Regions from separate parts of the Homo sapiens genome. Here region 2 is linked to region 1. The links are chromatin contacts, found by Hi-C or POLR2A ChIA-PET in ENCODE. All regions are on one chromosome and are shown on one strand. The core of a region is the stretch at or near the end of the contact, and the rest is flanking DNA. Distances in the headings are between cores, read along the strand shown.

Evidence for each region. A loop is a pair of places that touch in the nucleus more often than their neighbours do. ChIA-PET counts read pairs that join two places held with the same protein, here RNA polymerase II (POLR2A). Pooled maps may share reads with other maps.
Region 2: a loop to region 1 is called in a pooled map, with 3 times the contacts of the local background. The contact joins the enhancer-like site here to the promoter of ROCK2 in region 1. A Hi-C loop is called at or near these places in 2 of 50 pooled maps. POLR2A ChIA-PET finds 5 or more read pairs at or near these places in 3 of 52 experiments (BJ, CD4-positive, alpha-beta memory T cell and naive thymus-derived CD8-positive, alpha-beta T cell).

Annotation. Positions count from the first base shown.
Region 1 is chr2:11,342,283-11,347,683 of GRCh38, reverse strand. It overlaps ROCK2 (Rho associated coiled-coil containing protein kinase 2), which reads left to right and starts at 3,048. Exons shown (of 33, transcript NM_004850.5): 1 at 3,048-3,688. The coding sequence starts at 3,548. LOC124907733 (a long non-coding RNA gene) reads right to left here and starts at 2,172. Exons shown (of 2, transcript XR_007086216.1): 1 at 1,995-2,172. RefSeq lists silencers at 2,564-2,723, 2,794-2,863, 3,004-3,733.
Region 2 is chr2:11,102,252-11,107,652 of GRCh38, reverse strand. FLJ33534 (Putative uncharacterized protein FLJ33534) reads left to right here. Exons shown (of 9, transcript NR_040080.1): 7 at 866-957; 8 at 1,991-2,336. It also overlaps the pseudogene RPL6P4. Among named protein-coding and RNA genes, the nearest start is that of FLJ33534, 27 kb to the left of the region's middle. RefSeq lists enhancers at 2,207-2,706, 3,515-3,664, 3,685-3,854, 3,865-3,944. Within about 2 kb of position 2,657, at least 3 of the 41 ENCODE cell types and tissues checked have a DNase peak (open chromatin) inside an H3K27ac peak, as active enhancers do.

The DNA of each region.
Region 1 (5,401 bases), core at 1,799-4,298:
CAAAATCCTGTCTCTACAAAAAATACAAAAATTAGCCAGGCATGGTGTTGTGTGCTTGCAGTTCCAGCTACTCAGGAGGCTGAAGTGGGAGGACTGCTGGAGCCCTAGAGGTGGAGGTTGCAGTGAGCCAAGATCTCTCGTGCCACTGCACTCCAGCCTGAAGGACAGAATGTAAACCTGCCTCCAATAAATAAATAAATAACAGGTTGGCAGCATCTGTATTTACAGTATGCCTACCCTTTGTTATGACAATTCCACTTTTAGGAATCTATACTATTCAAATATGAGGATACGAGGATGTCAATGGATCATTTTAACAGTGAGAAAATATTAATAATATCTAGCATTGATTGAGGGCCAGCACATTTCTAAGCACTTTATAACAAATATTGTGAGGACCCCGAGACACAGAGGAGTTAGGTAACTTGCTCAGGGTCACATGGCAAGTGTGTGTTTGGGGCAGGATTTTGGCAATTGTTTCTTAACCACTATGCTCTCGAATAGAGAATAATTACAGTGTGGCACATCCAAACTGGGGAGTAGAGGACAGCAGGTAAGCGGAATGAAGCAGATCTCTGCCTATAGACATGGACACGCCTCTAGGACATATTAGTAATGAAGGGAAAAAACCAAGTTGCCAAACACCATGATATGGTATAATTTCATGTCTGTGGGGAAAAGGTAACATGTATCTATAATACATATGTATGAGAATGGCCAAAGGCCTTGAGTGATATAAGAATGTATGTGGAAATATAGTCAGAACAGTAAATTTTAGATTATGTTCCATATATTTCTGGTTCGTTTGAACTTTTACAAGAATGCATTTGTGCATTACTTTTGAAAACAAGAATTGTTGTACTAACCTCCTCCTTACCCTTACCCCATCCTGCAAAAAGGTTTAACTCATATCAACAGATTCATTTTCTCTTCTTCCAGGTAGACAATGGGATAGGTCTTGGGTAAAAATCTTCTGTACCATGGCTTTTTCTGGTCTATATAAATAAGTATATGTAGAACATGCCCAGGATATATATCTTGTTGATCACTACTCTTAAAATAAGGTTTTCATGTTCGGTATTTGGACCATGGCTTCCTGTTATTCCACCAAGCTACATACAAATATACAACCAGTCAAAATTAATTTGGAAACTGAGAACCACAGTGTTTTTTTTTTTTTTTTTTTGAGACAATCTCACTCTGTTGCCCAGGCTGGAGTGCAGCGGTGTGATCACAGCTCACTGCAGCCTTGGCCTCCTGGGCTCAATGGAGGAGGCCTCCAACTCAGCCTCAGGGGGAGCTGGGACTACAGGCACAGGCCACCACGCCCCGCTAGACAGAGTGCTCCTTTTGCCTTGCATATTATTTTGTCATCAGAAAAATAATCCATAATCATAGATTATCTCATTATTTTGCTCCAATGCATAAGTGGGAGTGTCTAGCTCCCTCTGTTCTCCTGGTGGCCTCTGTGGAGGTCTGAATGAGTAGCTCAATACACAGACTTAAAGGACTCTCTGGATGTGAAGTCAGTGTTACTATCTGAAAGGGAAAAGCTGCATTGGATGGATCATCGGGGCCTCTTCCTGCATGAGTCCAGCTAGGGGTGGTTTTAACTAACCTAAAACCAAAGAAGAGGCTCCAACTAATCCAATGGTTTGGATCAAAATGCAACTTTTACAGGGCTGGGGCTTCACCCTATCTTCGGGTTTATCTCTGACATGCCAGGGAGACAGTTCTTAACATTCTTATTACTTAATGGATATCAGATTGTTGCTTTTCGGAGTGGTTTTTCCATTTTTTGAAATTTAATTTGTTCTTAAGTATCTTTACAGAAAAAAATCCCATTTATTTAAGAAGTACTGTATTCTCTGGTTCTTATAGCTGCTCATTTTACATAGTTTTAGTGTGTACAAACGATTTTTTTTGTTTCATTTATTTCTAATATACCTTCTCATGTACTTGCCAAAATTTCATGTTTGACACAGTCTGCATACCTGCCAGGATTCTTGCTGTTAATGTGAAGGCGCCTGTTTGGGTTACTCAATTGTTGGACAACTGGGCCCATTCCCAGGTTTTGGTCATCACGAACATTGTGAATAGCCCTGCTGTTAACATCTTTCTGCAAGTTCTCCCCCTTCTTCGCCCTTTGGATCATTTCCTTGGAAATGTACTTCCTTAAATGGGTTTACTGGGTCAAAGGGGCTCTATGAACGGTTTTATAGCTCTTGGCACATAATTTTCGGATTGCGCCCTGGGCGGATCTAAGCGATGGCACCGGCCGCCGAGAGGGCAGGAATGCGGCGGAACGGTCCCGATAACCACCCCTCTTCCGCCCCCCAAAAGGAGAAGACCCCGCGAAGGCCTGCGGCTGGAAAGCCTTTTTCCGGTGCTCTCCCGTTCTCTTGAAGTGGTTAGTGTCTAAGCCGGGCAGAAACGCTTTCAGGATCCCAGGCCCTCCTGCCCCAGGACTAGGATTCCACCCGCCTCCGCTAATTCGGAATCCCAGACACCCAGGGCCCCCTCTCAGGCTCGCCTCGAAACCCCCGGCCCTGCGGCCCCTCGCGGGCGCCGAGCTCGGTCGCTATTATTTGGGCGCGGGTGAGGCGAGGCCCGCATAGCTGCGCGCTGAGTCAGCGGGGGCCGCGGCGGGGGGCGCGGCCGGGCTCCCCCCCAGCGCACGGTGCGCTGGGCCCGGCGTCTGGGGTTCCGCCTCGGGGCCGCGGGGTAGTCCGCGGGGTCCGGCGGGAGGGGCAGGGGGCGCGCGGAAGGACCCGGCCTGGGTGCGTCTCCCCTCCCCCAGCAGGAGCTCGGCCGTGACCGCGCGCCCGGCTATTCGCCTCAGAGAACCTCGCCAGGGGGAGGAGGCGAGGGCGGGCGAGGAAGGGGCGCAGAGGAGAAAGCGGAGCGGGACAGACGCAGGAAGGGAAAGAAAGGGAGGAAGCGCGGTGCGCGGGGCGGGGCGGGGCGGAGCGCGCGCAGGGCCGGCGGGGACGCGCGCCGGCGGCTGCGGGCGGAGGGGCTTGTGGGTAGCGGCGGCGCGCGGCCGGAGACGGGCGGCCGCGCGGGAGTGTGTGCGCCGGGAGCTGGCTGAGGGACTGCAAGGCGGCCGGCGGCGACCATGGCAGCGGGCCGGCGGCGGCCGTAGTGGCCCAGGCCTGGGCTTCAGCCTCCCGGGGCCCCAGAGGGCGGGGCGGTCCGGGCCGCGGCGGTGGCGGCGCCACTTCCCTGCTCCCGCCCGAGGACTCCTGCGGGCACTCGCTGAGGACCAGCGGACCGGCGGCGCGAATCTGACTGAGGGGCGGGGACGCCGTCTGTTCCCCGCCGCTCCCGGCAGGGCCGGGCCGGGCTGGGCCGGGCTGGGCCGGGCGGGCCCCTGGGAGCAGCCCCCAGGCGGGGGACCGCCTTGGAGACCCGAAGCCGGAGCTAGAGGCAGGCGGTGGGCCCGGGTGGAGTCCCGGCCGGAGCTGGTGGTTCGGGGGCGGTGCTAGGCCCCGAGGCTGCGGGACCTGAGCGCGAGGAGCCTGAGTGCGGGTCCAGCGGTGGCGGCATGAGCCGGCCCCCGCCGACGGGGAAAATGCCCGGCGCCCCCGAGACCGCGCCGGGGGACGGGGCAGGCGCGAGCCGCCAGAGGAAGCTGGAGGCGCTGATCCGAGACCCTCGCTCCCCCATCAACGTGGAGAGCTTGCTGGTAGGTGGCCGGGGCCTGGGAGCTTGCTCGTTGCAGCTCACACCTCAGATCCCCTCTCCGCCCAGCCCTCCGTGCCCGTCCGCCCGTGGGGAGGGGGAGGTCTTGCCCCACCCCGCCCTGCTTCCGGCAGCCGGGGCCGGAGACCAAACGATTCTGTCACCGAGTTCCAAGAGTAGTGACCCGCCTTTGATTCCTCCCTCTACCTCCTGCTGGAGCCAGTGTCATCCCCGGCTGCTCCTTTCTTGCAGCACTGGGAGGAAAACACCCCTCTTCTCCTTCCGCCTGCCCACTCTGGGGAGGTGGGTGGAGGACTGGCCATGCTTCATACACCAGGTTAGCTGATTTGAAAGTGTCATGCTACGTGGGGACTTGGTGCGAGCGAGGGAGAAAGAAACCTGATGCTGTCCCTGTTGCGAGTACTCACTGGGGTACATGACAAAGAGCCGCCCTCACTCTCTCCTTTTAGTCTGAAATCTTGGAACACACAGCTAAAGTTTTGCTGTTTTCACTTGCGTTTGAGCATTCCATACTTGCTATTTAGTGCATTTTAATTGCTGTAAATTTAATTCCCTGAGATTATTGCGCCAGAGCCAAAAAATCAGTCTGAATTGTGGAGTGGAATAAATCTGTCCTCTTCATTGCGTCTCTTTCCTATAACGACCTTTGAAATCCAGATTAATAGCACCGTAAAGGCTGCTAATTGGCTCTTGGTTAAGAAAGGAGCATGTTTTACAAAATAGAAATGCACCGTAGAATGCTGGCTTATTTCTTATTTTTGTTAGGATAGATGATTGTATTTCGCAATTTGAGTAGTGTGCAGTGTAGATGCATTTATGGGAAAAGGGGGTGTGGACTTTTACCCTGGGGAGGGGAAGAAAGGTGAAAACGATACTCTGTGTATTAAATTGACTCTGGAAGACTAGAACTAGGGTGGGAGGTCCTTAGATCCGTTAGACATTCTGTGCTGGAATGCAGATGTTTAGTTCTATTCCCTCCTGGAATAAACCTTACTGTATGATGAGAAAAACTGCCTCCTCCCTTTCCAGGGACGGACGGACTGGCTTTTGGTCAGAGGCGGTTGGTTATCCTTTGAGGTTTCAGGCATCGTTTGCAGAGTGACTCAGTCCTGTTTGGTCAAAATGCAGGAACTGACTTTAGCTATATAGTGTCTTTCTGCACAGTGTACAGAAAGTAATGAATGATGTGCTATATTGTGTCACATGTGTTTGATGTTTTACTGTTTTTCGGGTTAATGTGTTGTTCCTATGTTTTAATGGGAGCAGTCTTTGAAAGTCTTTAATCGGGAGTAAGATTGCTTGCATGGATGGCATAGCTTTTCCTAGGCTAAAGCGGAGACTCTGGGCTGCACTCCCAGCATTTTCACTTTGGTATTTTGCTAGCAAAACTTTGACCTAAGGCCAGAAAGTTTAGTTAAAAATAGTACAGCAAATCTCAAGTATTCATCAGGTTCATGCTAAATCCTAGATGGAAACGTTTTGCAATTCACTTTGATATCTTAGATCTTTAATGATATTAATCATAATTATTAGAGTTATTCTGAGCTTGAATGTAAGTAGCTTATACATGTAATATGATCATGCATTTTGTTTTATTGCTTTCCAAATTATTAAAATGGAGGCTATTTTTAAAAGTGAAACATCTCACATGTTCAGGACACAGTTCATTCATTTAGCAGTTATTACAGCCAAAACA
Region 2 (5,401 bases), core at 1,408-3,907, 240 kb after region 1:
TACACCGTGCCGAAATGACATGTTAGCTAGCCTGTGGGTAAGAGTACGCTTTCCATTAGGCCTTTTGAGATGCCGTGTTTAGCTGGCAGACCCCAGCAGCACCTTCATGGACCTGTAGACACCTGGGGGATTGAGGCTGGGGAGTGTGGTGTGGAGACTTCAGGGGACCTCAGCCTTACACTGAAGCCTTCTGTTACCATCTGACATTGCCTAGCTCTAGGCTCCTCCCCCCCTTTCTCCTCCTCCTTCTTTTTCTTCTGTTTTTACAAAGAGTTGTGGAAAGATGTACATTTTTTTTTCTACAATAAAGACGAGAACATGGAGCCCATAACATTTTCCAGGGCTGTTGATCTAACGACCTCGTCAAAGTGAAAGGCGATCGGTCCTCAGTGACCACGTGCTGGTTCCCAGCAATTAGTTTTCTTCCCCACCTCCTTAATCATTTCAAAATTACTTAAGGCCAGGTGCGGTGGCTCAGGCCTGTAATCCCAGCACTTTGGGAGGCCAAGGCGGGTGGATCACTTGTTCAGGGATTTGAGACCAGCCTGACCAACATGGTAAAACCCCGTCTCTAAAAATACAAAAATTAGCTGGGCGCAGTGGTGTATGCCTGTAGTCCCAGCCACTTGGAAGGCTGAGGCAGGAGAATCGCTTGAACCCAGGAAGCGGAGGTTGCAGTGAGCAGAGATTGTGCCACTGCACTCCAGTCTGGGTGACAGAGTGAGACTTCATCTCAAAAAAAAAAAAAATTACTGCATACTGGAATTTTGCTCAAAATTGGTCAGGCTTGCTGGTTTGTTTCTATTTTTCATTTATTTATTTTTTTGAGATGGGGTCTCACTCTGTCACCCCATCTCAATCATAGCTCACTGCTGCCTTGACCTCCTGGGCTCAAGTGATCCTCCCACCTCAGCCTCCTGGGTAGCTACAACTGCATATGTGCATCATCACGCCTGGGTAATTACTATTATGTTTTAATTTTTTGTAGAGATGGAGGGCGGGGGGAGTCTCACTATGTTGTCCAGGCTGGTCTCAAACTCCTGGACTCAAGCAATCCTCCTGCCTCAGCCTCACAAAGTGCTGAGACTATGGGCATGAGCCACTGCACCAGGCCTAGTTGGTTTTTAGAATTCACCTTTCCTCTGTTTTTGAAAACTGAGCTGGCATTTCCTGTCTTCAGACTACTGGCCTCTTTTCTTTCTTTTTTTTTAAAACAGAGTCTCACTCTGTCCCCCAGGCTGGAGTGCAGTGGTGCGATCTTGGCTCACTGCAACCTCTACCTCCCAGGTTCAAGCAATTCTCATGCCTCAGCCTCTCGAGTAGCTGAAATTACAGGGGCCCACCACACCTGGCTAATTTTTGTATTTTTAGTAGAGACAGGGTTTCACCATGTTGGCCAGGCTGGTCTCAAACTCCTGACCTCAAGTGATCTGCCCTCCTCGGCCTCCCAAAGTGCTGGGATTACAGGTGTGAGCCACCACGCCCAGCCTCTCTTTTCAGTTGTCTTGATTTCTTAGGTGTTTTTGCATTTGACCTGTGCCGAGGCTCTCACGTTCTTTCACTTTCCCTGGTTAGAAATTTTCTAGTTCTCAAAGTGTAAACCTAACTAAATTGACCCAAAGGTTTTTACCCTCCCTCTCTTATCTGAAGATTGGAAATCCTGTGATGTGAGGAATATGGTCACAGAATTCATAAATTAAAGTTGAAGTAACTTTGGCAGACCAGTCAGATGAGCTGGTGAAGACCCAGGACTGATCTGATCAAAAAAATCAGCCCCCCATGTGGAATGAATAGGGTTCAGGTGAAACCTCCAGACCAGAAAAGGGGAGAGGGAGGGTCCTAACTCCCAGGCCGTGTGCTAAACACGGTACAGATCCACAGCCACCAAAAGTATCAGGCATTGTATTGTGGCCCGAGTAGTACTGGGGATAGCTGCCTCCAACTAGTTTAGTAACCTATGGAGCTCAATAGTTGTTCATTTCACAATCAGGTGCCTGCCTCCCTGCTGCGCCTGGCCACGTGGAAACCCCTGTAGCTCCCTGGCTGTGCAGGAGCAGCCACAGTGTGCCCCTCCCAGGACCACCATCCCCCTCACTGTCTCTGAGGCACCTGCGTGGACCGGGTCTGGATTGAGTCTCATTTCTCTGGATTCCCACGGCAGCCGGCGGCTGCCTCTCCCACACCCGTCACTCTGTGTCATGGAAAGCTGTGTGTTTGTCTTCATTCCCACCGAGTCTGAGCCACTCGAGGTCAGGGCCATGACCGTGAGCTACACGTCCTTGGCGCCCAGTGTGAGCCGTGTACAGTAGAGGCTGACTGACGTCTTGGAGGCAGAAGTGAGTACATAACTGACAATTGCTTAAAGTCGGCCGGGCCAAGGTTTACAGACCGGGAGGATCATCAGACGCGGGTGGGGCACAGTGGGGTGGGGGGAGGTTCCCAAGGCTGCTCATCAATGGAGTCTGGAGATGGCTGCCTAGGGGTAGCCTCTGAAACGTTCTGGAACAACCTCGTCCTGTCACAGCGTGGCTATGAGGGGACCCTCACCTGGAGGCCTTGGGTGATGTGTTAGTTTCACAGCCACACATCAGCATGGGCCTGTGTCCCCCAGGCCACACGTCGGCATGGGCCTGTGTCCCCCAACCCACGTGTCAGCATGGGCCTGTGTCCCCCAACCCACGCTTCAGCATGGGGCATGTCCCCCAGGCCATGCGTCGGCATGGGCCATGTCCCCCAACCCACGCGTCAGCATGGGCCCCGTGTCCCCCAACCCATGCTTCAGCATGGGGCATGTCCCCCAGGCCACGCGTCAGCATGGGCCATGTCCCCACATAGGTGAGTCCCTGATGCAGGTTGGGTCCCCGGGGAAGCTCACTCAGAGACAGAAGAGTGTTTATTGGTGGCGGGGCAGTGCTCTTGGGTTTAGGGTCTGTGAAGGGAGAGAAGGAAAGCCAGTGGGGTAGAGGGAGTCGTCGGGCAGTGATGCCCTAACCGCTGGTCCCTGGGGAAGCTCTGGAGCTGGCACACCCCTTCAGGGTTGTCCCGAGTGGAGCCTGGGGCCAGGCCTTTATCCACAGTGTGGGCCGCCACCAGGTGCAGGTGCCCAGGAGGGGCGTGTTATGGGTTGAATTGTGTCCCTCCAAAAAGATACATTCAAGTCCCAAGCCCCGCTACGTGTGAATGTGACAAATCCACTGTAGAAACCAGCATTCAGATCTCAGGTCTGCACAGCTGAAATCAGCATTCAGATCTCAGCTCTGCACAGCCGAAACCAGCATTCAGATCTCAGGTCTGCACAGCCGAAACCAGCATTCAGATCTCATCTCTGCACAGCTGAAACTAGCATTCAGATCTCATCTCTGCACAGCCGAAACCAGCATTCAGGTCTCAGGTCTGCACAGCCGAAACCAGCATTCAGATATCATCTCTGCACAGCCGAAACCAGCATTCAGATCTCATCTCTGCACAGCCGAAACCAGCATTCAGATCTCAGGTCTGCACAACCAAAACCAGCGTTCAGATGTCAGCTCTGCACAACCACAACCAGCATTCAGATGTCAGCTCTGCACAACCACAACCAGCATTCAGATCTCAATTCTGCACAACTGTGATCACTATTGAGAGCAGTGACTGTTACATGGATTTAGAGACACGTTGTGGGGGTTATACGACCACGTATTACTGTGCAAAAAGACGTCACTCAAGCCCATTAGTGCAGAGGTTCCTTTAACTGTGGAGGATTAAATCAAGGAATCAGAGATTGTTTACGCCGGAAGGGACTTTGAGGTGTTCACTTAATTGGAAAGCAGGTCATCGTGGGCCCTCCATGGGTGTTGGTATCCACTGAAACTCCAAATCCCATCCAGGGGAGGCTGACACAGGCACCAGGTGTAAGGCCCCACCCCAGCCGGGCTCACCTCTGCGGGCAAGCCTGGGGCCTGGCCGGGAAGCCCAGCATGGTGCGTGTGAATGCTGTGGTGGGGGGGCGCCCCAAACTCCCCCTCCAAGACAGAGGCACAGGCATCGCCTCCCAGGACTCACCTGGAGGGGGCTGCCTGGCGTAAGCTCATGCTCCTCCCGTGCCACCTGCTTTAGTGGCTGATTGCTATGCCAGGTAACGTCAGGGCCACCTGCCTGATTCAGGCTGCTGTGCAGCCGCGCAGACTCAGAGCTGCCTGTGAGCCTGGCTGAGGCCTTTACTGCTCATTCCCACTGCCCTCACCCCTGGCGGGGGCTGGTCTCCAGGGCACCCCCATAATCCACTTGCACCCAGATCTCCGTCTCCAAGTGCGCTCCAAACCCAGCCCCAGCGTGTGGACAATGGCATCCTTCTTGCACATGCTGGGGTAATTGATGGCTGTATCTGCTCTGAGACGGCAGAGTGGGCTAGCTCCCAGCCCCAACAAACGGCCCTCTGCGCCCTCCACACACACTCAGCATAGGCTCAGCAGCCTGGGGAAGAAGAAAGCCGCTCTGCTCCGTGCTCTGGGTGCCCAGCCCTGTGAACAGCACGGGGTGTCCCCACGGCTCACTGTGCCTCCTCCTGGCCCATGTCCACTCCGGCATGCTGTTCACAGACACGGCCCAGGCCTCTGTCCCCACAGCTTTATTATTTTTTAAATGTTATCAGTTATTTAATTAGGTTCTTAAGAAATTTAGAACACCAATTTGTGAGGATAAATTCCATTCCTCAGAACAAACACAGATCTCAGGTAGCCCTGGAGCTAAGGAATAACTTTGATTTTTGGTAAAATCTGTGAGTCCACAGCTTTCTGATCAATCTTGCGCTGCCCTGTGATCTCGTATTTCTCTTTTTCTGTGTCGAAGATCTCACCTTCCTGGTGTCTGGGCTTCCGCAGCTGCTGCTTCTTGAAGCAAGCATCAGTGAGATGTTTTGGGATTTTTACATTGCTGATGTCAGTTTTGGTTGAGGTGGCAATGACAAATGTCTGGTGTGTTCTTCATAGAGGAACTCGATTGAGGACCAGAGGTCCAGTCCTAAATACCAAGCCGCTAGCCAGCTGCTTCAAGAAAACCACCCTCTTGCCTCTGTGGCATCCAGTGAAGATGATTAGAATGGCTTCGGGGGTAATGCTGGCTCACAGTTTTCTCACGTGCTGACTGAAAGTTTTTTTGCCGTGGCTCAACAGCTTTCGAGGCGCATCTCCGGTAGGGTAATATCTAGGCATTTTGTTAACCACCCAGGACCACCGTTCTTGTCACCACCAACTGGTTTGTAACAGTTGCAAGAACCTTCTCCTTTTTCTTTTCAACCTTGGACTTCGCAGCTAAGTACTTCCTCTTCCACGTGGCCTTTCTGGAATACATGGCAGGTTGGGAATACCTGCCAACTCCTCTGACAAGGACGGGATTGAGGCTGCAATGGGGCTTCCCCTTCTTG